2 separate regions of the Mus musculus genome follow, and region 1 is linked to region 2. The links are chromatin loops, found by intact Hi-C in ENCODE. Cell type or tissue: left cerebral cortex. All regions are shown on one strand. Region 1 holds the start of Ptpn12 (protein tyrosine phosphatase, non-receptor type 12). Region 2 overlaps Fbxl13 (F-box and leucine-rich repeat protein 13).

Evidence for each region. Hi-C counts contacts between places; a loop is a spot of excess contacts. Peaks named below come from ENCODE experiments on the same cell type or tissue, not always from the same donor. Only the 100,000 strongest peaks of a DNase experiment are listed, where the experiment ranks them.
Region 1: it touches region 2 in a loop (2.8-fold over the local background); 4 of 42 quality-filtered maps call a loop at or near these places.

What each region holds. Positions count from the first base shown.
Region 1 is chr5:21,055,252-21,057,751 of GRCm38, reverse strand. It overlaps Ptpn12 (protein tyrosine phosphatase, non-receptor type 12), which reads left to right and starts at 1,841. Exons shown (of 18, transcript NM_011203.3): 1 at 1,841-2,103. The coding sequence starts at 2,005. It overlaps Gm42221 (a long non-coding RNA gene), which reads right to left and starts at 1,685. Exons shown (of 4, transcript XR_880864.3): 1 at 1,281-1,685. In left cerebral cortex, a CTCF peak has its summit at 1,338; DNase peaks (open chromatin) are centred at 1,486, 1,981 and 2,463; H3K4me3 peaks cover 1,866 bases; H3K27ac peaks cover 1,509 bases.
Region 2 is chr5:21,640,171-21,642,670 of GRCm38, reverse strand. All of the region lies in intron 1 of Fbxl13 (F-box and leucine-rich repeat protein 13), which reads left to right. Among named protein-coding and RNA genes, the nearest start is that of Fbxl13, 4.2 kb to the left of the region's middle. In left cerebral cortex, a CTCF peak has its summit at 1,525 (motif pointing right); a DNase peak (open chromatin) is centred at 1,524.

The DNA.
Region 1 (2,500 bases), 580 kb after region 2:
TATATATAAAATCTTTTTTTTAAATATATGTATTTATTTTATGTACTCATATACATAAATCTTTTTTAAAATATTTATTTTATGTACTCATATACATAAAATAGATCATATGGAAAAAATATGCCCTACAAAACACTAGGGCAAATGAGACCCAGCCTGTTACCCATGAGACTGCCAATAGTTGGTATAAAGCACACACGTATACTGTTTGCTAATCACTAACTGGTTTTTACATTCTTGGCTATATCAAAAGTGTAGGTGATCACTGTGGCCCATGTCTATGCTCCCAGCACTTGTGAGGCTGAGGCAGGAAGACAGCCATGCCAGCCTGGGTTACTGAGTGAGACCCTGGCTGAGAGAACCCAAAATATAGAGACATAAATAAAAGTTAAAGCATTTCTGCCATTTACCTATTTGTCCCCATCGAGCCTGAATCTTTTGCTTACATTCAGTGAAATTTAGCCTGTGTAGTGGGTTAAATTACTACAGACACTCCTTTCAAAAGTTTATTTTAGTATGGAAAGCATCTCTTGAAATGCTTTGAGAGAAGTGAGTTGGTACATATCAGATGCATTATTTCCTGTATTTTATTTTAAAGTGTAACTGTATATTGCTACTCACATGTGTTGTCTTCGATTTTCTTTTTAATTAAATTTCACAGTGCGGCCAAATATCGGTTTAGGAAATGTTTCCTGCATTGATATTTCCTATCTTAAGCATATTTCCTGGCAGCCTGTTCTGTGAAAACATGTTTTTTGTTTGTGGGTGTAGGTGACCAAAGTCAGTCCATGGATCAAATCCCTCAGTTGTGCAACTGTGTACTACTACAAACTCTCGTCCTTTCGAGAAAAAGTAAAAGTTAGAGTCAAAGTAAAAGAACCTGCGTTTTAGTTCTGACTCCACATGAACATGTTGGGGGGGTGAACTTTGGACAAATCATTTCTATTTATGAAAGGACAGATTGCATCAGCACGCTCTCTGTCTGCTAAGAGTCACAAATTCTATTCTACGAAAGAATGTCACCCATTCAACTCTGAAACCGTGAGAATTTAAAGATAGGAAGCAATATTGTCTTCCTCTTGGCAAAAAAAGGTGCAATGAGAAAGATGCATTACGAATTAAGAGCTTTCCCTCACTGGGATTAGAAAGATTGCGAAGAGTAAACCCTTTCACTCTGGAAACTATTGGCTTCTCCTAGCCAAAGTGCCAAAGCCTTGGGAGACCCTCACCAAGGCATTCGTAAAGCGAAGGTGAAGGCTCTACTACAGTTCCCAGCATACCTCTGTCCCACCCTGCTCCGGGCACTCCTGCAGGCGGGTCTTGTAGTCCCAGCCCGCGGCCGGCAGTAGCGCTGAAGCACTTTTGGAATCAGCTTTCCCTCCCCGCCAAACCCGGAGGCCGCAAGCCCCATCTGAAGTTTACTGTCTGACCCACTGGGCTTGGCCGGGCTTCCAGACGTAGGACGTCCACCAGAAGCCAGCCTCACCGCAGCGAGCGGCGAGCGCCCTAGGAGAGGGCCACGCCCCGGAAGCGGCTTCCAGCCACTCAGAGCGGGCGGGGGCGGGCCCGGGCGGGCGTGCGGGGGCGGCTGGGTCTTCGCTCTGGGGCGGGGCCGCCGTACGAGCCCGCGCGTCTGGGTGGCGGCGGGGGCGCGCCCGTGGGGAGAGGCGGCTGCGGCTGCTGGTGGGGGGTGGGGGGGGAGGCAGAACCGGGAAGGGGGCAGGGCGAACTGAGAGCCGTGTTCCTGAGGCGGCGGCGTCTCGGACTGAGGAGGGCGGGGAAGGAGGATGGGGCAGGCTGGGGGTTGGGGCCGGCGCTAGCCCGCGGCTCGCCTCGTAGTAGGGGAAAGCGACGCTGCTCTTTAAGTTGCGCGGGGAGCCCGGCCGGTGCCGCCGCAGCCGCAGCCGCCTGGCGCGGCGGGGAGGGAGGGCGGGCCGGAGCGAGCTGGGGAAGACGGAGCGGGCGCTGCGGCGCGCGGGCGGGCGGCGGGGGGGACGCGGGAGGATGGAGCAAGTGGAGATCCTGAGGAGGTTCATCCAGAGGGTCCAGGCCATGAAGAGTCCGGATCACAATGGGGAGGACAACTTCGCCCGGGACTTCATGGTGAGTGTCCGTTCTCGCCGGCGCCTCGTGTCGCCAGCCGCCGAGCTCCCCTCGCCTCTCCCGGTCGGTCGGGGCTGCCAGCGCTTTGTGTGCGGTGCGAGGACAGGCGCGGGGCGCGCGCCCAGCCGCGAGCGCCGTCGGCGAGCTTGCGGGAGGCGAGGTCACCCCCGCCCCTCAGCCTCTCTTTTCCGCGGCCGCTACCTGCGCTCCCCGGCCCAGCCCGCTCCGGCCCCGCCGCCCGCGACTACCTATTGTCTCCCCGGCCGGGCGGCGGCGGCTGGAGTGCGGGCTCGCCTTCCCACGCCTGCCTTCCCCGCCTGCCCCTCCGGGGAGGGTCGAGGCGAGCTGTCTGGCTGCGGCCAGCGGAGCGGCTCGAGGCTGCCGGAGAGCGAGGGTG
Region 2 (2,500 bases):
CTCTGCTGTGCTGCAGGAGTCCTCCCCTTTTCCTGTGAATCTCTCTTAGAGTTGTGCCAGCTGGCTCCCAGCTTCCTTCATGAACACCCTAGACCCAAACATATTTGTTACTGAGCAAGTGATCACAAAAGCTGGCTGGTTTTCTTTCTACTAGTGGCAGACTATCCTCTGCCTGGACCCAGTCTTCATTTTAGACCCAGAGCTGGGAATGAGAGCTGAGCTTTGTCAGTTCGCTGAGGAAGAGTCTTCCTCCCATGGAATTTTGACCACTCTCCAGTGTCTTACTCTATGTAGGATGCGTCCACCCACGTAGAGGCCGGTGATCAAGACTGGCTCCTTAGTAAGTCACTCTCCTGAAAGTTGTTCTCTGACTTCCACACATGCACACACAGTAAATAAATGAGTTTGTCAATCTACAAATAAATAAATGTTAAAAGCATAAAAATAAAAAAGTAATATTATTCTGTCAGGAAATACTCTTTCTCTGTCTCTTTCTCAGATCATGTGATTGCACTTACATCGAGCTAGCCTTCCCCATCACTAGAATCTAATAAGATGTTCTTGCCGTCTAAGAATATTGCCTACATAAAAGATATGAACATAAAAAGTTGTAGCATCTTTTCAAAAGATCTTGGAACTAAGTATTTTAAAATATTTTTGGAGGTATGTGTTTCATGTGTATGAGGGTCTCTTTGTTCTTTGATGCCAGACTGGTTAGTCCTTGAGTTTCAGGGAGCCTCCTGTCTCTAATCCCCCAACCCAGGGCTGCTGGGATTATAGGTGTGTGCTCTTGAACCTGGCATTATGTGGGTCCTGGGGATTCAAACTCAGGTCTTCAAGTTTGTGAGGTAAGTGCTTTACCCAGTGAGCTATCTCCTCAATTCAGAGTTAGATATTTTTACATGTTTGTTTTATATTTTAAATATATGAAGTAAATGGTTGGATACTTAGAAAACTGGGCAAGAAATGTTTACTCTATGTAAATCATTTTATGGTTCAAGAACTATGTGTTTTAGAAACTCCAGACTAAAGAAATATGTAATGGCAACACCAAAAGGCTGTACCCACAAGGAATTATGGGAAACATAAGTACTGATGCTTACTTCTGATTCAGTATAGTCATCTCTCAGAATGCAGGCACTGTGCATCCTGTGTGAATATCTCACTCTCTGTCCTTTGGAGGTATTTCTGAAAGGCACTTATATTTTTAAACAAATTATTAAAGTAGGAGCCCATGCAATGATGCTCAGTTGGTAGGATTTGGGGACATCAAAAAAATAGATGTGTATATGTATTTCTCTAGCTTTCTACTTGGTAGAACTGGGTACATTACCTACTAACACACATGCCTGCTCCAGAGAGATCAAAGATGAGCTATGTATTCATGGATTCAGTGACCACAAAATTGTTAAACAAAGAAACCTAGCAATTGTATCAGTAAGAAACTACACTTCCAACTGTGAGGTTGATTTCAGTTTAATGTCTAGGAAAATGATAGCAGTGTGCAAAGCTGGGTCTTCCCAGCAGAGGGCGAGCTTCAGTCACAAATCATGACTTGAATTATACATATATATGCATATATATGTATATGAAGTCTATATTGCTTATATTTTAAGATTCAGTTGTCAATTTGTACTTGAAAATGCATTTATTTATAAGTCACACAGATTCTGTTATTGGTTATTTGCTTTAAGGGCAGGTATCTGTCAGAGGTGCAAAAAAGAGGCACAGTGATTTGCACTTTCTTTCAAGCTATATAAGAGGTTCAGAAAGGAAATTGCAATACGGCTAGGCACCTTCACTCATATTAAGGCAGGATGAGGCAACCCAGTAGGAGGGAAAGGGTCCCCAAGGCAGGCAAAAGCATCAGAAACAGCCCTTGGTCCTTCTATAAGGAGTCCCACAAAACCACCAAGCTACACAAATATAACATACATGCAGAAGGCCTAGATTAGACCTATGCAGGCTCCCTGATTGTTGGTTCAGTCTCAATGAACCCCCATGAGTCCAGTTTTGTTGATTCTGTGGGTTTTCTTGTGGTGTCCTACACAACTTGGTATGCCTTGTTTGGTTGATATCAAACCTTGGGAAGCTGACATTTTCTGAAGGGAAACAGAAGAGGATGGGGGGTGGGGGTGGGGATGGGGATGGAGGAGATTGGGGCAGAGGGAGGGAGGGGCAACTTTGATTGGGATGTATGAGAGAATAAATTAATTTAAAAAGAAAAAGAAAAGGAAACTGCTTGAGCCTGAAGACCAGCCTGGGGAGCATGGTAACGGCTGCCTCAGTATAAACATTTTCCATAGTTACGAGAACCAGGAATTTGTATGTAGCAAGGGACAGTTTGCAGAGTTGGGAGAGGAGGGCTGCTTTGCTAACTTATTTTGCTGGACCTTTGGGTAAAGCTTATGGTTTCTTGGGTGTGGGGGACAACACTTTGCAGCCCAGCCAGTCAGTTCCCAGATGTAGTTCTAAGAGAAACCAACACAGAAGATAGAAA